2 separate regions of the Homo sapiens genome follow, and region 1 is linked to region 2. A link is a loop called in an ENCODE intact Hi-C map of the cell type or tissue named here. Cell type or tissue: gastrocnemius medialis. All regions are shown on one strand. Each heading gives the region's core, and the rest is flanking DNA. Links, peaks and the distances in the headings are about the cores only. Region 1 overlaps ELP2 (elongator acetyltransferase complex subunit 2). Region 2 has its middle 13 kb from the start of FHOD3.

Evidence for each region. Peaks named below come from ENCODE experiments on the same cell type or tissue, not always from the same donor. Only the 100,000 strongest peaks of a DNase experiment are listed, where the experiment ranks them.
Region 1: it touches region 2 in a loop (2.5-fold over the local background); 32 of 110 quality-filtered maps call a loop at or near these places.

Annotation. Positions count from the first base shown.
Region 1 is chr18:36,174,997-36,185,339 of GRCh38, reverse strand. It overlaps ELP2 (elongator acetyltransferase complex subunit 2), which reads right to left. Exons shown (of 22, transcript NM_018255.4): 22 at 4,783-10,343. It overlaps COSMOC (cell fate and sterol metabolism associated divergent transcript of MOCOS), which reads left to right. Exons shown (of 2, transcript NR_134605.1): 2 at 4,950-5,339. Among named protein-coding and RNA genes, the nearest start is that of COSMOC, 7.3 kb to the left of the region's middle. In gastrocnemius medialis, for the core only: no CTCF peak of the experiment used is centred there; a DNase peak (open chromatin) is centred at 5,169.
Region 2 is chr18:36,279,754-36,290,096 of GRCh38, reverse strand. No RefSeq gene overlaps it. Among named protein-coding and RNA genes, the nearest start is that of FHOD3, 13 kb to the left of the region's middle. In gastrocnemius medialis, for the core only: a CTCF peak has its summit at 5,213 (motif pointing right); no DNase peak of the experiment used is centred there.

The sequences.
Region 1 (10,343 bases), core at 1,476-9,475, 110 kb after region 2:
CTCTTTGAGGTTCTGTGTTTCTAAGTAGCCCAGGTGATGCTGATGCCCCATTCACGAATGGCACTCTGAGGAGGGAGGGCCTAGGTCATTTCCCTGGAAATGTAAGGAGAACCTCTCCTCAAGGAGTTCTACAGCCAACTAACAAACCACCAGTCCACAGGGGTGCTGCTTCAGACAAGCTCGCCTAGTGATGGATTGGAATAGGCCAAGTCAGTGCAGAACTCCTGAAGGTTATTAAAAATCACGGATCTACCATTAATCCAGAAATACTTTAAAGCAGTTGGCTATGCCCATCTAGGGCACTGTGTGCTTGGGAGGGTGGATGTGAAGATAGCACCTACAGCTGAGTAGGAAAATGAACCTACACTAGCCACAAGGCAATGTGGGCTGAGTGCCCAGGCAGCACTGGTTCAGGATGCAGGTATAGAATTGAAAGAGAGGAAGCGGCTACTTCCTAGCAAGATATCCAGGGAAGGTAGCCCAAAGGAGGAAGCCTTTGAAGTGGGCCATAGCAGTGAGCCAGTCAAGATGGGAGGAGGAGTAGGGAATGTGAGAAACACTGGGAGTCTTGGCCTCTAATTGGCACCCTTAGGTGCATTTCACCAAGATTCCCTGGGCCGCTCCTACCAGAAAGAGACTATCAGAAGTCAGATTGCTCGCTCTCACCCTGCCTTAAGCAGAACCTCTATCCCCACCAAGGAATGTCTGACCTGGGAGGAGGAGTGATCTCCTGGGCCCTGTGCTATAGGCTGCCATGGCCACTTCTCACCTGGTCCAGCTGCTGGCCTTGGAGCTTCCAAGCAACCTGAGCTGGTCCATGCTGAGTTCCCCAGAGGCCAGCTTCTGCACCTAAAGTTTACAGCTAGGTAGGAAAACAGCTCTTCCAACTCCCACTTGCAACCCTTTCTCACCTAAGAACTTGAAAAATTATGTGTCTATGAGCCAGTTGGGCAGACAGGTGAGATGCCCTCAATTTTGTACTTTAAATCTCTCCCCGTGTGAATCTTAGTCCCTGGTGCACCTCACTGAGCCTGATTCCTTACCTCCTGATGATGCTTCCCGAAATCCCCTTGCTCCCAGGTTAACAACTCCCACCCCCAGTGTCTCCTAGCAATGGGCTCCACTTGCAAGAATCTCTACTATATACAAAGCATTCATTCATGTATTCATTCATTCATTCATTCATTCACTCACTCAGCAGAAGATGAATGAGTGCTTGTCAGAGTTAGGCTTGGAGTTGGTGGTAGACAAACAAAGGAAAGGCAGGCTTTGGAACTAGAAAGTGCCCTATGAGTGATTTAGGTAGAACTATCCAATGGCCATGACCAGACTGGATGAGCCTGTGAGAATTGGGAGCAGGAAAACCAGCTATAACCTCTTGCAACTGTCCAGGCTTGAAACACTAGAAGATTCACTTGAAAATTACTAGTGCTTTTGGCAGGGGCATTTATTCAGTGTTCACTGGGCAGCTGTGCCCTGCTGCAAACATGGTAGGCACTGAGAAGACAACAGTCAGCAAGGCAGTCTCTGTGCCTGAGAGGCTCCTGGGATGAGGAAGGAGATAGGTTCATAGTCAGGTCACCCCTCCAGGCTGCAGAGCGCTAGAGAAAAGTCCTTCCCACAAAGGTCCAGGCTTGGGGTAAAGAGCCTCCCAGACCTGGGGCTGCTGGGAGACCTGCCCAGAGGGTCCTGGAGGAGGAGGTGGGGGAAGGAAGGCAGCATTCCATACTCAAAGGTCTAGAGCTGCAAAAAGGCTCAGAGAATTCCAGATGCAGGACTTTTAATGAAGCTGGAGCACAGACTGCAGCTCTGTGGGGATAAGTGTGATGGGGAGTGAGAGAAGTAAGAGGGGTCAGACTTTCTGGTACAGAGGAGAAAGCTGGCCTTGGTCTAAAAGGGACATGAACACCCTAGAGTCTCCTCCTGAGAGTGGCTGGATCGGGGTGTGCTTAGACCCCAGGCAGCAGTGGGGGAGGTGGGAGTGGGGAGGTTGCAGGCAGCCCTGCTGTCAGAGGCTGGGCAAAAGTCCTGGCGAAGAGCAGTGAGGGCCTGGTCTGAGGCCCAGATCGTGCAGAAGTGATGAAATTCAGGGATGAATGGGACGAAGGACTGGCCCAAGGTGACTTGGTGCTGTCAGATTGGGAGACTGAGTGGACAGAGGGAGTCTCAGGCATAGGGAGACAATATGGAACTCGGTCAGGACATCTCGGTGGAGATTCAGGGCTCAAAAGGGACAGAGTGTCTGGGGTTGGAGACTTGAGTCATGTGAGGGGCTTGTGGACAGGTCATCTCAGGAGCTCTGAAGTGTTTAGGGAAAGAGGCCAGAACCCTGGGGACAGTGGCACTTAAAGGGTCTCTGTCTCATGCCACAGGTGGGAAAGTTCAGTTAGAGAAGTGGGGACAGAGCCAGAAGAGAGCACCTTGGCAATATCTAAGGCCATAAGGCCTATTAGGACAAGGGTTAAACAATTAGGACAGATTGTTAAACTTGTTGGGTAGGTGGTATGCAGTGGCCTAAGCAGGAACAGCTCTATTATCCAGGTGGGGATGGCAGCTCCACTATAGTGGTCAAGTCCTAAATGGTGAGTAAGGGTAGAGGTTTTCCCACTGGTGAGCCCCCTGAAAACCTTGGCCTCCTAGTCTGGAAGATATTAGGTTGCTGCAAAAGTAATTGCGGCTTTTGCATCAAAATGGCAAAAACTGCAATTACTTTTGCACCAACCTACAGTTGGGGGCTGCAATTACGAGGAATCAAATTTCCCAACAAATATCAGGATAGGGATAGGTATGTCCAAGAAGGCTGAATTTGGTTTGGATAATGAAATTAACTTAAGTGTTTCCTACTAGAGTGAAATGCACACTTTTCCAAAAATGAGAGCTCACAGACCTGGATATCCTGGTACCTAGGAAGTCAGAAGAGGGCTGGCAAAGGAAGCAGTGAGACAGACATAGCATTGGAGCAAGTTTATCTCCAAAGACTGGCAGAGTGCCCTGGTAGAAACTGAGAGCAGTGGAAAGAAAGATCAGAAACCCCAGGAAGCTCCCTCCCCTAGAGTGACACAAGACCTTTCCTGTGAATAGAAATGAAAAGGGCAGTTCAACATCATGAAATGATTGGGAACAAGGCTCCATTATATCTAATGTTTGAAACAACCAAACCCACCAATACTAGGTAGACCACAGGACTGAGAGGGCAAAGGGCCCAGAGCAGCAATCTTCCTGGCGCTGTCTTCCTGGGGGCTCGGCTTCTCCCATGTTCATTCATGAGCAGGTCCACTGGGCCAGGCCAGCCCCTTCTTGGTCCCTTCTGTGCTAGCACCTCCCTCCTACTCTTTGCCCCCTACCCCTTTAACCACCAAGACAGGAATCTCAGATATTCTATTTACCGACTGGCAGATTACATTTGAGAATACTTCCTCCACCAGCCATCAGCATTATCAAACTCATTCATCCCTGAATTCAGCAAATATGTGGCAATACATATTTGCTGAATTCAGGGATGCTGTGGACAACAGGAAAACCATCTGATGCGCAGGTGTTTAGGCTTTAGCAGGTTCGTATAGGGGGCTTGCATTGGTTGCCCATCCTGTATCCATTGGCCCCTCTGATTTTGCTTTGGAGAACCACCCCACGTTAGAGCAGCTATGTGATCTCACTGGGACCTACTCTGCCTCTAGGCCAGCACAGGTGATCTCACAGCTTGTTACATCAGATGGGCAGGCCCAAGCCACTTAACATGCGGCTTTCCCCTGCCCACTGTGATTAGCTGAGGAATGGTCCAGTCAGAGTAAAGTTAGAGACTTAATGCTAAGAGTTATTTCCTTTGATACTAACAAGGAAAAAAGTAATGTAGGGGCTGTTTGCATTCCTCTTACGGCAATGAGGGAGAACGGCCTCAGGGGAAAGCTGCCATGTGGCCAGGCATGGTGGCCCACCCCTATAATCCCAGCACTTCGGGAGGCCAAGACAGGAGGATGGCTTGAGCCCAGGAGTTTGAGACCAGCTTGGGCAACATAGTAAGGCCCTGTCTCTATTAAAAATAATAACGGGCCAGGCCCAGTGGCTCATGCCTGTAATCCCAGCACTTCGGGAGGCCAAGACAGGAGGATGGCTTGAGCCCAGGAGTTTGAGACCAGCTTGGGCAACATAGTAAGGCCCTGCCTCTATTAAAAATAATAACGGGCCAGGCCCAGTGGCTCATGCCTGTAATCCCAGCACTTTGGGAAGCTGAGGTGGGTGGATCACCTGAGGTCAGGAGTTCAGGACTAGCCTGGCCAACATGGTGAAACCCCGTCTCTACTAAAAATACAAAAATTAGCCAGGAGTGTTGGCATGTGCCTGTAATCCCAGCTATTCAGGGGGCTGAGGCAGGAGAATCACTTGAACCCAGGAGTTGGAGGTTGCAGTGAGCCGAGATCACGCCACTGCACTCCAGCCTGGGCAACAAGAGTGAAACTCAGTCTCAAATAATAACAAAAGAAGAAGGCTGCCATGGAAAGGGCAGAGCTAAGCAAACTAGAGAAAGGAAGGCAGAGCCCATATCAAACTGCACCTGAAGCCTATCCCACCACTGAATTTTTCTCAGTCATATGAGCCAGTAATTCCTTTGTGTTTGAGATGAACTTCCTTACAATAGAAGGCATCTACCTGACACAGCATAAAACATACACAAAAATAGAAGATATAAGGTGACAAGTGCCATAAAACAAAACTGGAATAAAATACTCCGGAATTCAGAGGAAAAACAAAAAAGAATACTTGAGGGGTTTACCAAAGGCTCTATGGAGTTGACACGAGCAGAGCTTTATTTAATCATAATAGTACCAGATACAAATTACTGCTGTCTTATTTATATCCCAGGGACCAAACTAGTGTTTTTCATATATTGGCTCATTTAATTCTCAGAACAATCCTACACACTGGTTACTGTTGTTCTCCCTTTCTTCCAGAATGAAGCACCCCAGTTCTCTGCTGAGCACATGGGCATCTGCAATAAAGATTTAATTTCCCAGCTTCTCCTGAAGCTCGGTATGGCCACAACACTAAATTCTGCCCGAGGAGATTAAGCAAAATAGTATGGGACTTCCAAGAAATGTTTTTAAAGTCAGGGGCAGGCCTTTCTTCATGCCTTCTTCCTCTTTGCTGGCTGGAACGCAAAGACCATGGCAGGAGGCCAAGCAGCCATCCTGGAAGGTGAAAGCCTCATACTAAGGACGTCAGACAGCGAAATAAGAGCCTGGGTCCTTGACCCTGTAGACATCTCCCTCCCCATCCTGGTCTGTCTGCCTTGACTCCTTTCATATGAGAGAAATAAACTTTTAACTTGCGTAAACCAGAAAGAAAATTTTACAATTTTTTTTCACACACAGTTGAATGGAAGCCAGACTCATACACTAATCTCATCTCCACTTTTAGAGATGAGGGGAACAGCTTGCCCACAGTGACAGCCAGTGTGAGCTGGGTTTCTGTTGCCCAACTCATTGGGGTTCCAACCCTCACCTAGACTGCCCTATGAAATACCTAGAACTTGGTCAGGAGAAAAGATAAGAGGGGAAAATGTCAGCAAAAGCCAAAGACTAAGGGTAGCAGGGGCAGAAGTGAGAGTGGGAAGTGAAAGGTGATATAATTTCCCTATTCCACTGAGCAGGAAGAGGCTGCCTTTGCATCCCTCTGTGTCGGGAGACAGTCTGGGGACAGTCAGCAGGCACCTTGCTGCAGGAGAGCCCCTGCAAGAGCAGCCTTTGTGGAGCTGTCCCTTCCACCCCAGTAGGAGCTTCTCGGACACAGCATGGCCTCTCTCCTTCACTCTGGTGTCTTCACTCAGTACTGGGTCCCAGATTTTTTTTTTTTTTTTTTTTTTTTTTGAGATGGAGTCTCACTCTGTTGCCCAGGCTGGAGTGCAGTGGCTCGATCTCGGCCCACTGCAACCTCCTCCTCCTCCTGGGTTCAAGCGGTTCTCCTGCCTCAGCCTCTGGAACATCTGGGATTACAGGCGCCCACCACCATGCCCGACTAATTTTTTTTTTTTTTTTGTATTTTTAGTAGAGATGGGGTTTCACCATGTTGGCCAGGCTGGTCTCGAACTCCTGACCTCAAGTGATCCACCCGCCTCAGCCTCCCAAATTGCTGGGATTACAGGCATGAGCCACCACGCCCGGCCCGGGTCCCAGATCTCTGAGTCCACCAGAGTGGGGCTCAGAGTCCTCTATCCACCAACCACATGCAGCCATCCAACACGCTGTCTCTCTTCTGGCCTCAGCCTCATTGTCCTTGGAGTGCCAGTCTCTTGTTTAAGCATGGCAGAGCCTTAATACTGGACCATCCACTACATGCTAGAAGGGGAAGAACTCCTCACAATGTAACAATTTTTGTATTTAACTTATGGATATGCTCATTCTTTCTAAACAATTCTTATAAGGAAATTTTAAGTATATTAAAAAATTAGAATAGTATGACCACCCCAACACTGCCCAGCTTCATTAATAATCCACACATCTAAAACCCATCTAGTCCTTGACACACACACAATCATTATGAAACAACCCAAGACATAAATTGATTTCATCCATAAATACTGAAATTATGATTCAAGAGAACTTTTTTTTTTTTTTTCTTAAACCAAGGCTGAGGTGGGAGAACTGCTTGAGCCCAGGAGTTCAAGACCAGCTTAGGTAACACTGCAAAACCCAGTCTCTAGAGAAAAAAAAAACAAAACCAATCATAACCATAGCCCCACTGTCATATGTTTAAATGTTGTTTCCTTAATATCATCAAATATCCAGCCAGAGTTCAAATTTGCTTTGTCCCTTAAGCACATTTTTACAAGATTGATTGGCTAGTTCAGATCAAGAGGCAAACAAGGTTCATACATTGCACTGGATTCACACGTCTCAAGTATCTTTCAATCTCCAGGCTTCCCTTCCCTTCCCTTTTCCTCTTGTAATGTATTTGTTGAAGAATCTAGGTCCCTCTGTAGTCACTCCTCTCCCCATTCCCAGCCCCTGGTAACCACTTACCTGTTTTCTGACCCTATAATTTTGTAGGGCCCACTTTGTACTGATGTACTTCTGACTAGGTGTGTTTATGTTCAAGCATCAGAGCCAAGGCCCAAACCTCTACCCTGGCCCTCCTTCTGCTGTGGCCCAACTGTACCCAGAGCTGGGCTCTCCCGTCTCCCTGCCTGTTAATCCTAGAAGTGGGTGCCGAGGAGGGAGAAACAGGAAGGAGGGAGTTGGGGAGGGCAGCTTGTTACATGGACATCAGGGCTGTTCCCACTAGCAGCAACAGCTTTGTGTTAGCTTGGCTCCAATTTGAATGAAATATTCCAAGGCCATTTTCCCCAACACGTTGTTACCAAAAAAACTCCCAGCATGCAGAAAAGTTGAAAGAATTGTACAGTGAACACCCCTTAAGGAGTTTCTACCATTAACATTTTATTTAAAGGCTTTGGGACTCTGAAGTATAATGTTTGTGAAATGCTATGAGCCAGACCCTCCACACTGAAAATTCCCAGTGTAAATTAATTTGTTAAATGCTCTTAGAATTCCTGCAATAAAGAACACCTATCTAACCTTAGTTATCCCTGTGTTTCCCAAATATATCTTACTTTGGAGCACTTTTTTTTTAGTACCGATTTACATCCTGGGAAATGGTGTTTACCATGCTTTAAAAAAAACTGTGGTAAAATAAAGATAAGATTTACCATCTTAACCATTTTAGAGTGTACAGTTGAGTTGGCATACAGCATTCACATAACTTAACTGTGCAACCAATCCACAGGACTTTTTATCTTGCAAAACTGAAACACTATACCCATTAAACAACTCCTCATTTCCTCCTCCCCCAGTCCTTGGCAACTACCATTCTACTTGTTTCTATGCATTTGACTGCTCTAGATACTTCACATAAATGGAAGCATAGAGTATTTGTCTTCCAGTGACTGGCTTACTTCACTTAGCATCATGTCCTCAAGATTCATCCATGTTGCAGCACATGTCAGCGTATCTTCCTTTTAGAGGCTGAATAATATTCCACTGTATGAATATACCACATTTTGTTGATCATTCACCCACTGATGGGCACATATTGCTTCCATCTCTTAGCTACTGTGAATAATGGTGCCGTGAGTATGGGCATACAAAAACTACCACTAATATTTTACAGTGCTTGCTTCATATCTGTCCATGTGTCCGTCACTCCACCCATCATATTTTTTATGTATTTCATAAGTTACAGACCACAGTAACTTCCCTCAAACATGTCAGTATACATATCAATGACCAGCGTTCATTGTTTTTTTCCAAGTCATTTTGAACTGCCGTAGCAATGAGTAATATAGCCTCAAACGCACACATACACACACAACACGTGCGTCACTACAGAAAACTTTTCCTGGCAGACAGGAAAGGGCCCATTGTTGGTGATGTCATTTTAATTAAGATAAAACCACCACCACCATTTAGTAATAGCCTGGGGTAACAAGGGCTGCGTCACGGACTGCCACTTTTGCCATCCTGCTCAGAGCAGGGCCATGCCTAACCCGTATCTGGGGATTGCTTCAGATATTATGAATCGCTTCAATATTATGAATTACTACAATTCATAATAATTGCTTCAGATATTATGAATTACAATATGGTTCAAAGGTGCTTTAGCAGATGAAGACACAAATGTGTAAACACATATGAATTACAATGCAGACTGCCCAGATGTGTAGCAAGTCCTCTGAATGTTTACTAAACAGTAAGGTGATTCCAGAGGAAGATGCTTGAGGACAATTTGGGAAAACTGACAACTTGAAAACTCAGTCTCTCTAGGCAAGGCCTACTTGCAGATAACCTTGGGAGTTCTGTGCTGGGAGGAAAGCTAAAGGACTAAGTTAGGCCTCTGAATCTGCTCTGGAAGCCTGCATGCACTTGGGTCAGAACAAGCCCATGTGTCAATGTGGGTAAAGATTCCTCAGCTGATAAGCAGGAAAATGGGCAGGGCATTTTGGTCTTTGAGGTTCAAAGCTCAGATGCTCACTGCCTTGGTATACACGCACACACACCCCACCCCCCAGCTGACGGCACAAGAGTATACAGATGCAATAGTCTAAAGTACATTGTCCAAATATGGATGGCCATGAGCCACATGTGGCTATGAAGCACTTAAATGTGGCTAGTCTGAACTGAGATGGGCCCTATAAAATATTTCAGTAACAGGTTTTTATACTGATTATAGGTTGACATAATAATATTTTGGATATACCGTATTAAAGGAAATATGTCATTAAATTTCACCTGTTTCCTTTATTATGTGGCTACTTGAAAATTTTAAAATTACATATGTAGCTCACACTATAAAACACAGATTAGAAATATTGTATAGCACTGACCTAGAAACCTCCATTTAGGTAAAACATCTTAACCCCTTTGGAAGCAAAATATGTTAAATAACAGCATAAACTCCCACCAAGAAAATCCTCACCTTCCTCCTTTCAACACATTTATTATATACAGCTGTCACTGCATTGTCAATCTGCCAAATGGCTCTATGTTCCAACAGGGCTGGAGTAGTCCCCTGCTCACACCAGCCTTCACAATACTTCCCATGTCTTCCCTGTTAACCTCTCTCCACCCAGCACCCAGGCTCCCAACTCTCCTGGCTGCCTCCAGCCCTCAGCTGGCACCACTGACATGCTGTTTCCAGTACCCTTTTCTTCTTTCTGCATCCTCCCTGGGGGACATATATCCCTCATCTCGTGACTTCAGCTGTCACATAAATTCAAATGTTTCAGAACTCTATTTTTTACCTCCTACATCTGTCAGTTTAAATGTCAGGATATTTTACTTTCAGTAAAGCCCTAAAAAGACAAATCTATGTACTTTTAAAGAATAAAAGAAATGACTGGCTGCAGCTCAAACCTACAACTGCTTGCGAAACTCTACAATGTCTGGCAGATGCTAGAAAGAAGGGGATCAAGACAGAGCACACTTGGCGTGGTATGCTATCTATAGAAAATGTTAAAATAAAATTAAGTAATCTAGGTTTCCTCTCTTTATTTTCTACATCTACTCTCTGAAGAGGGCAATAAATAAGGAAATGTCCCAAAGAGGGACAAATTAAGTCCCAAAATAACACAAAATTGGGCAAATCCAGTCATGAAGAAAGAACAGAGGTTCTTAAATTGGGACACACAGAGGCAGGTCTGCAGGTCTAGGAATCTCTGAACATATGTGCAAAATTCTGGGTATGTGTGCATATGTTATATAACAAAGCGAAGGGTCCATATAGCTTTCATCGCATTTCAAAGGGTCTAGCACTGAAATAAGGACTACTGCTATGTGACTTAAAAAATGAAA
Region 2 (10,343 bases), core at 1,219-9,218:
CATTTTATTTTCTTTTGATTCTGTGGATCAGCAATTTGATCTGGTCTCACCTGAGATCGTTCATGTAGTTGCAGTCATCTAGAAGCTTGACTGGGACTGGTGGGACTAAAATAGCCTCCTTCCATGCCTGGTAATGTACGCTGGCTGTCAGCTGGCTGGTCCAGATGGGGGCTTCAGTTAGAATGGTTCATCTCTCCTTGGGTTTCTCATCTAATAGGCTAGACCTGGCTTCTTTACACTGGTAGACTTAGGATAGCATTCTAAGAGGTCAACAGTGGAAGCTGCAAGATCTCTTGAGACCTGGGCTTAGAAATTATGCTGTATCAGTTTTGCTACTCTTTTTTTTTTTTTGGTTGAAATAAGTTAAGATCAGCTTAGATTCAAGAAGTGGGGAAATAGATTCCACTCCCTGATGGGAGAAGTGAAATCACATTGCAAAGAGGTACACGTACCCAGATATGAAGAAATGTTGTAGTCATCTCTGAAACAATATAACACATATGTTATACAATTCTAGGTTAAAATGATTTTTACTCAGAATTTTGAGGCATTGCTTCATTGTCTTCTAATTTTTCTTGTTGCTTTAGACTATTTGTGCTGTGGTATAGCTGGCCCTCTGTGTCTGTGGGCTCTGCATCCATGGAGTCAACCTACACAGATTGGAAATATTCAAAAAAAGAATGAATGCTTGCATCTATACTAAACATGTACAGACTTTTTTTATTTGTCATTATTTCCTAAACAACACAACAGCTATTTACATAACATTTACATGATATTAGATATTATAAGTAATCTACAGATGATTTAAAGTATACAGGAGGATATGCATAGGTTATGTTAAATACTACACCATTTTATGTGAAGGACTTGAGCACCCACGGATTTTGGTATCCAAGGGAGGTCCTGGAACCAAACAACCATGAATATCAAGGGGCAACTGTATAGGTAACTCTACATTGTATAGGTAACTTTTTTCCCCTCTCTCTTTGGAAGCTTTTTGAACCTTCTCATTATTCCCAATATACTGAAATTCCATGATGAGGTGCCCTGGTGGGGATTCTTTTTCATTCATCCTGTTGTCATTTTGTGGATATTACTTAATCCAGAGATCCTGCTCTTTGATGCAGAAATGTTCTTATATCCTGTTTTTGATCATTTCCTCTCCACAGTGTTCTCTGCTTGCTCTTCCTAGAACTCCTATTATTCAGATGTTGGATCACTAAGCAGGTTCTCTAATTTTCTTAACTTTTCTGCCCTGTTCATCTCTCTGATTATTTTCTTCTACTTTTTGGGAAATTTCCTAAACTGTATTTCCTTTTCTTCTACTGAATGTTGTATTGCAGCATTCATGTTTTTACTTTTCAAGAATTCTGTCTTGTTCTGTGATTTTTCTTTTTAAAATATCTTGTTCTTATTTCCAGGATTTCCCTGATATTATTAACCACATTTTCTTTAAAGTTTTCTTCTTTTTGCTGCACTGTTTCTGTACACTTTGGGTTCTTCCTTTCTTCTTTTTCTTTCAGTTTTTTTCTTTTATAGTAGACACTTTCCTCAAATGGCATGATCCTTGGCTGTTCATCACATTGAAAGCCAACTGGGAGGCTGGGCAATGTGGCCCACTTCTGTAATCCCAGCACTTTGGGATGCCGAGGCAGGCGGATCACTTGAGGTCAGGAGTTTGAGGCCAGCCTGACCAATGTGGTGAAACCCTGTCTCTACTAAAACTACGAAAAATAGCTGGGTGTGGTGGCAGGCGCCTGTAATCCCAGCTACTTGGGAAGCTGGGGCAGGAAAATCGCTTGAACCTGGGAGGCAGAGGTTGCAGTGAGCCAGGATTGCACCACTGCACTCCAGCCTGGGCAACAGAGCGAGACTCTGCCTCAAAAAAAAAAAAAAAAAAGAAAAAGAAAAAAGAAAAGAAAGAAAGAAAGCTGATTGGAAGCTCTAGGGTATAATAGAGGCACTTTGCCTGATGGACTCCACTGCAGACCAAACCAGTGGACAAATGGCTTATTTCTTGACTATCTTTAGGTCTTTCCTCTGGGGTAGTTTACTTTCTCCAGAAAAATTTTAACAATACTGCCCTTTGCCCAGAACAAGAAAGGCCCCTGCCTTGGGCTCCATGCTTTGGAGGGCCTCATCCTGGCCCTGCTCCTGCCATCCTTCCCTATAGGGCAAGTCCACAGGACCAAGATGTTATGCCCACCTGGAACCCAAGCTGCTCTCTAGACTATTCTCCAGGCACCAGGACCTCAGATGCCCACATGACTCTGAACATGTCCCCAAGGCCTGTATGTGTGTGTCATTTTCAGAGCATCCGTAGGGGTGCACCCCTAAGCATGAAAAGGGGCTAAATGGCAGCTGATTGCAGGGGAAGGTATGGACAGAGTTTGAATGTATAGTCTCCAGTGTCTACACATCTGGGGTTCACGGCTCAAGGGTGAGAAGAAAATGGCTGTAGGCTATGGCTGGCAACCAGGAGCTGGACCAGCTCTTCCCATGCCATCGTGCTCCTATGCAGAGTGCCAAGGATTTTGTCAGAGTAGGAGGCTAGCACATATTTTAGTTAATATTTCTTATGTTTAATTTATGAATGTTAAATATTTAGACATATGACATATGGGTATCCATTTGAACTTTTGTCCTGGGCCCCACTGATGCTGGGAGTGAGCCTGCATCTTTCAGCCTCCCAGCCTCACTAGAACTGGGTGGGGAAAGATGCAGGGTCACTCTGTCCACTCCTCAGTTCCCGTTACTCTCCCCGCATTCTTGTCGTCAGGCACACTTCTACCTTCTCTAAATCCTGAAGCCACTCTGGTTCATTCTCCCTAGAGGCTGTACATGCTGCCTCCTTGGTCCTATGAAGGTGCCACGAACACAACAAGCTACACCAGGGAAGAACTGGAGTGTATGTTCCTTATGATACACTTGAAAGCCCAACTGCAGGGAACCTGAACACATGGATCTGCATGCTAGTGAAACACTGCACGCTTTATATTGCACATTTCTAGTGGAAAATACTATGACTGTACCTGGCAATATTTTCATAAATATTATCCTGGAATTCCATTCATATTCTTAGAAAATAATTTAGCAGGAGCAAAAAAAAATGAATAAATAAATAGCCATGTTCAAAAATAAGGTTTATTGTAGTATTAATTATAAAATTAAAAACTGGAAATTTATATGTCTATCAATATGAGGTATATTTGTATTACTTATAATACATGAATACAACCATGCATTATTTAAATGTACTTATGAAGACCATGTTGAAATACACAAAATCTTTAGAGTAAAACAGAATACAAATAGTGTACATTGACTTTAGCCACTGGAAAGCAATTGTATGGGGGTAGAAGGGTCTTGAGTGTCCAATTTTCGATTATTTTTTCTAAGGTAACTTCACCTTTTCTGGTTAAAAAGTTTTAGCTAGTTATCTATTTAGCTAAAAAAAAAAAAAAAAGTAAGGCTATTTTACCAAACTGTGGATAAATGTGACATAATATTTGCTGTGCCCCAGGAGGAAATGAGAGAATTTTTTTTTTTCTTTGAGGAGTTTTGCTCTTGTCACCCAGGCTGGAGTGCAGTGGCGTGATCTCGGCTCACTGCAACCTCCACCTCCCAGGTTCAAGCAATTCTCCTGCCTGAGCCTCCCGAGTAGCTGGGATTACAGGCACCCACCACCATGCTCAGCTAATTTTTGTATTTTTAGTAGAGACAGGATTTCACCATGTTGCTCAGGCTGGTCTTGAACTCTCGACCTCAGGTGAACCACCCGCCTTGGCCTCCCAAAGTGCTGGGATTACAGGTGTAAGCCACTGTGCCCGACCGAGGATAATAATTTTTGATAACCAGACATGCTTCCTGCAACAGAGAGCTTCAGCACCCAGGTGGAAAGGAAATCCCCAGGTCACAATGAATGGAGGACTCTGTCCTGACTGCAGCAAGTAGTGTCTCCGAGTGATGTCAAAACAATTTGTTTCCACCCATAAGTTGAAGAGGAAAGACCAGGACAGGTCTTCATGGGACCGTTTAGGAAGTTAACAAAAAGTGCTTCACTCTGTAAACTGCAAAAAGCACTGTAAAAGTAACCCTGGAGAGGTTGGGCGGCACTTAGATGGACAAGAAAAGGAGGCAGTGAGAAATCAGGCAGAGGCAGATTTATTACAAAGGTAACAAGGTTTCAGCTCAGGGCTGTTACTGTGCAGACTTCTTCCAAAGCCCCTTCTCTTCTCATGCAAGTCAATCTTTTTGTATCTAATTTTTAATTCATGGTTTTATATTCTTTGTTTGTTTCTGTTTGGGGTTGGGTTTTTATTGGGTTTTGGTTTGTTTTTTGTTTTGCAGGGTTTCTTTTTCTTTTTCTTTCGAGACAGGGTCTTGCTGTGTCACTCAGGCTGGCTCACTGCAACCTCCACCTCCCTGGCTCAAGCAGTCCTCTCACCTCAGCCTCCAGAGTAGCTGAAACCACAGGTGCATGCAGTCACACTCAGATAATTTTTAATATTTTATAGAAATGAAGTCTCACTATATTGCCCAGGCTGGTCTCAAACTCCTGGCCTCAAGTGATGCTCCTGCCTCAGCCTCCTAAAGTTCTGGGATTACAGGTATCAGCCACTGCACCTGGCCTGATTTTGTATTCTTTTCCTTAAAGATGACTTTAAAATTGCATGCATTTTAGGCTCACAAAACCTAGATCTGCTGCTGAGAATGGGCACTATATATTAAAGCTCTCTCAATGTACACACACACTCCACATAGATGCATTAAAATACTCTCTCTATATATACATATACACATCTCTATACATATTAAAACGTTTTCTATATGTACATATATTTATATATTTTTGTATACAGTCACACACCCACTCAGAAAGAGAGAGAGAGAGACTCTACCTAATGAAATCACCAATGCAAAGCAGCGTCCTTAAAGAATTCTAAGAAAAATAGGGAACCCCAAAAGAATGGTCGATGTAAAGTAGGTTTAAGTAATCTGATCAAGAAATAATTCAGAAACTAACTTTTAAACGACACCAACATCAATACTGAAAATCATCTGAAATCTGGTCCATTCAGTAACCCAGGCAGAGGGTCAGAGGTGTGATCATGTTTGCCATTCTTCTCTTTAGGATTTGCTGACCCAATTTGCACCAGTTTTTAGCCTCTTGAAGAAACAAATTCTGCACTTACCTAATGCTGCCAGCAGGTGGTAGACTTGGATTACTCAGGCATAATTATTTTGAGGCACTGAGCTAAAATACAAACTGGCTCATTTGATCTCGATTCTATAAGATAGATCCTGTGGTTTTCCTCGCTTTTCAGATGAGACATAGTAAGACTTAGAGATGTTCAATCACTTGCTCATATAGTATGATGTTTTCCATGATTTTTATTTGGAGATTTGCAAAGTGAGTTATGTAGAAGTTAATTCTGTCTGCACAAACAAGAGAATAGGGAAAAGACTAAAAACAAAAAGGAAAGACAGGCTGAAGGTGCCTGCCAGGTGGATGGATCCTAGCTTTCCTTCTGCTTCCAAGGATGTCCTGAACTCTTCCCTTGGCAAGAAGAGCCTCAGCCTTTCTTGGAGATCCGAGGTGCTGGGAACACTGCCTGCCCAGTGAAGGTTTCTGCTGCTTTCAGTGTCCTTGGATGGCTTGTTGTATCAGCATCCTCTTCAAGCACTAGCCAGCATTCGGTTCTAGCAGTGGATCTCTGGATCCGCTGGATCCCTGTAGCCTGTGCTGTCCTCAGTAGCTTACCCCTCCCTCTCGGATAAAAAAGAGCTGAGAAGGATGGGACACAGTTGGTCCAGAGGGCTTCTTCTGATCAGAGGGTCACTCCAAAGAACAAATGCCATCACTGGAGCCAGCCTTCCAGTGCCTAGCGTCTCTCATCGCAGTTGAAAGGTTGTGGCACACTCCAAATGCCTTTTCCTCTCTTCCCTTGCTGAAGGCCCTGGAGGCCAGAGGTAGTTGTTGGTGGAAACGGACATGGCAGCTTCTGTATGGACAGCATTCTTTTTTTTTTTGAGATGGAGTCTCTTGCTGTCACCCAGGCTAGAGTGCAGTGGCATGATCTCAGCTCACTGCAAACTCCGCCTCCCGGGTTCAAGTGATTCTCCTGCCTCAGCCTCCTGAGTAGCTGAGATTACAGGCGCCCGCCACCATGCCCAGCTAATTTTTTTGTATTTTTAGTAGAGACAGGGTCTCACCATGTTGGCCAGGATGGTCTCAATCTTCTGACCTCGTGATCCACCCACCTTGGGCTCCCAAAGTGTGGGGATTACAGGCATGAGCCACTGAACCCAGTTCATGGACAGCTTTCTGTCATCCCAAGGAGATGGCACTCTGACCATCTGTGGGACTTCCCTTTCAATCTCACAGGCCAACCTGGTCCCTGCTAGATGTACACCTGGCTCCCGAACCTCCCTGAAAGCGCCATTGTCCTTGTGATCATCTGATAAGAGCCATCTAGCTCACTGAACACGAGAACTGTGGGACCGTGCCCATGGCTTAAGCCTGTAATCCCAGTGTTTTGGGAGGCTGGGGCGGGAGGATGACTTGAGCAAGGGGTTTGAGGTTACAGTGAGCTATGATCATGCCACTGCACTCCAGCCTGGGTGATAGAGTGAGATGCTGTTCTATAAAAAAGAACTGTGGTCTTTTCTTTTCTCACAATCACCATCCAGTGCAATGGGAGGCACACAGTGGCCATCACAGCTCATGAACAAATCACTTGCTAATGCTTATTTTTACAATATTTTATGTGTATCAAAAAGCAATTTGTTTAATAAACAATAATGGCTTTCCTTGAGTGAGGTGAGCAAAAAAATGGATGCCTGAGTTAGAGGCCTGGGTTCAAAACCTAGCCCCACTACTTACGAGCTCAGGGTCCTAGGGCAAGTGACTTACTCTCTCCGTGCCTCTCTTCCCTCATTTCTAAAATGGAGATGGTAATAGTCATAGATTTCTCATAAACTTGTTAGAGAGGATTAAGTAATTTAATACCTGTGAAGTGCTTACAATGGTGCCCACAATGATCATTATTCAGCAGTTTATCACAATGGTGAAAAGGCAGACCTAGGTTCAAATCTTATCCTTGCTCTGTATAAGTCGTCCTCTGATCTTGATTGGGTCAATTAATCCCTCTAAGCCTCAGTTTCCTCATTTGGAAAATGTAGGTATAAATACCTACCCTTAGGGTTTTTGTGAGAATTAAATAAAATAAAAGTGCATGACTCTATATACATTCACAAGTAGAAAATAAATGTTATTTTTATTAATAAATTTCTTTAATAAGAAATAGTTTTTAATGTGCAAAAAAGTATGATCTCAATAACCCTACTCATCTTCAGTTACTGCAATCAAAATTCCAACATACTACTTTGTCACTAAGTCACTAAATGAGTTGTTTTTCTCCATGTTTTATGAGAAAAGTCATCGTGCTTCCACTGGTAAGAATTAATTATTGCTGAGTGAATGATTAATTCAGCATCATTAAGCAACTGTGTTTTTTAAAAAGGCTAATTTGAGCTATAAGCAAAACATGTGGAAAGGGTACAACTACTATAAATTCAACATTTTGAATAGATTTCTCGTAAATCTGCTGCTTTAAATGTTAAATAAACATTTAAAATTCATTGGGACTTCTTAGCTGAAGCCATGTTTTAACAGGATTTATAAGTTTTTTCTAAAATTGGGGACCAAACTCTGCGTGTGAAATCATTTTTAAATGCTTCCCTCATGGGAACTGTTGAAATTAGTGACTAGATTATTTTAATGGTTTCTGCTTATACATTGGTTCCACCCACTAGATCCTCACTCAGCTCCTTAAGAGCAGGGACTATGTAAAATGCATCTTTGTGCCCCCAGCACGAAGCACAGTGCTCGGCACTATGATCCATCAAGTTTCATTAACCAAAGCTGGTGAAGAAGGCCAGGAGAGGAGGGTAGTGAGCCAGAGAGGAGCCCAGGGTGGCATCCAGCCAAGATCTCAAAGGGATGACAAAAGGGTGTTCTAAACTCCCAACGAGCTGTCTGGAAAGGCCAGGGCTGAGCTTTTTTCAAGAATCCTGGAGAGCCACCACATATGGCTTTTCCATCAATGCAAAGAACAGAGTCACAAGAGCACTAAGAGAAGCTACACAGAAGGGCACGAGTTATTGGTGGCACGGGGGAAAGTCTGGAAACCTATACACCAAATCATTCAAGGTTAACTGTGTCTCTGATAGGGTGGTAGGATGAGAGGGTATTTCTTTTTGCTCATCTCTATTTCTACTTTTCCCACAATAAGCTTACATTTCTGCATCAGTTCATTGCTCTCGGTGACTCTTGGATCCATCCTCTGAAAGGTCTTTTCTTCTCCATAACACTCCTTGGGTTATGTCCTTCTGAAGTGCCCGTCTGAAAAGGGCACTTTGGAGAATGTGCACTTTTTGGTGGCTGAATAGCCTTATCTTTTTTCTTTCTTTCCATATGAAGTCTGAAGCTTAGAAGTTTTTTTTTATATCTTGAATAGTCAGTCCCTTTTAGTCCAGACTGGTGGCGCTTTTGCTAATACAGATCTTTCAAAACTAAATGGAAGGTTTTTATTTTGGTCAACTCTATGTATTAAAAATCACACAACAATTCTGATGAGGAAATATTGACAAGAATTGGGCACATCAAGCTTTTATGGTACTACACATTTAAAACTTTCTAGAAACCCAAAAGTGTACCTTATTTCAGAGTTCTTAGCTAATTATGTGATGGCCATGACCTTGATGTGGTTCTCTCCTAGCCTGAGTTTATTTATCTTCCTTAGAACTTTGCTGAACTCTGCAAAAAGGAGCCCCATCAATGTGATTTTTTTCCGTATGTCTTCTAACATATGCCATACGGTTGGCATATGGTCAATGTCTCAAAAGACAACAGGCAACAGATTGATAAATATTTTGCCGCAATATAATAAAGGTTATCAACCTTCCAATTTGAAATATTTGAGTCCTTACTATTCACTGATGTGGTACACATCAGGCACCACATTTTCTATCCGTCAGAATTCTTAGTTGGAAACAATAGAAACTAATTCTCACAAGACTAAGCAGAAAATAGGTGTAATAAAGGATATTGTGTAGCTCGCAGACTCCCCAGAGAGCCAAAGAATCAGTTTTGGAGATTGCATAGCTACTCTAAAGTAGACACCACTAAAGGCTCTGCCAGGCATCGCACCACAGATCGTACCGCCATGCTCACTGCCTCCATCACTACCACCAGTAAGCCATGGAGATTTTTGCTTTGCTTGTTAGAGCAGTTAGTATTATTTACACTAATATTTCTTCTGCTTGCTAAAAGGTGTGTTTAATTACAAGTGAATGTGGAATTTCTATCAAAATTGTTCTCTTCATTTACTGAGACAATTTGACTTGCTCCTTTAATCTCTTATTTTCTAAAAGTAAACCTCGGCATCCTTGAAATTAATACAACATGGTCATAATATATCATCTTTGCAGATATTACTGAACAAAGTTTGCTACTTTTTAAAGAATTTCTGAATTTATGTTCATAAGTGATAGGAGCTTATAATCCTCAGAAATGGCTATATGAATATTAGATAAATTGGACTGCAGAGCAAAGAAAATTTCTAAGGACAAAGAATATTACACATCAATAAAGGAATAAGTCCATCACGAAGGCATAGCAATCTTAGGGGAAATGCACCAAATAACATAGCTCCAAAATACATGAAGCAAAAACTGATGCAGCAGAAAGAAAAATATTAATAAGACAAATACACATTGTATTCAGAGATTCTGGCAACCAGACAAAGACAGTGCAAGAAAAGAAAATTACAGACCAGTATCCCTCATGAGCTTAGATCCTCAACAAAATATTAGCAATCAAACCCAGGAATATATGAAAAAAATAAAATATCAGGATCAATGGAGTTTATCCAGGAATAGCAAGACTATTTCAATATTTGGAAACCAATCAATATAGTCCACCATAATAACCACAGAAGAAAAATCACATGATCATATCAATTGATACAGTAAAACCATTTAACAAACTTCAAATGCCCCCATAATAAAAGTTATCAGCAGCCTAGGAATAAGAAAGCAACTTTCTCAACCTCATAAAATGCACCTACAAAAACCTTATAGCTAAATTATACAAAATGGTGAAAGATTGAAAGGCTTATTCCTAAAATCAGGAAGAAAGCAAAGATATCTACACAATACACATGCTTTTCAAGCACATAGAGTATCTATAAAAATTGACCATTTTTATGATGACTGTAAACCATGAACCATTTTTTTTTGGACAGGGCCATAAAGCAAGTTTCAACAAATTTCAA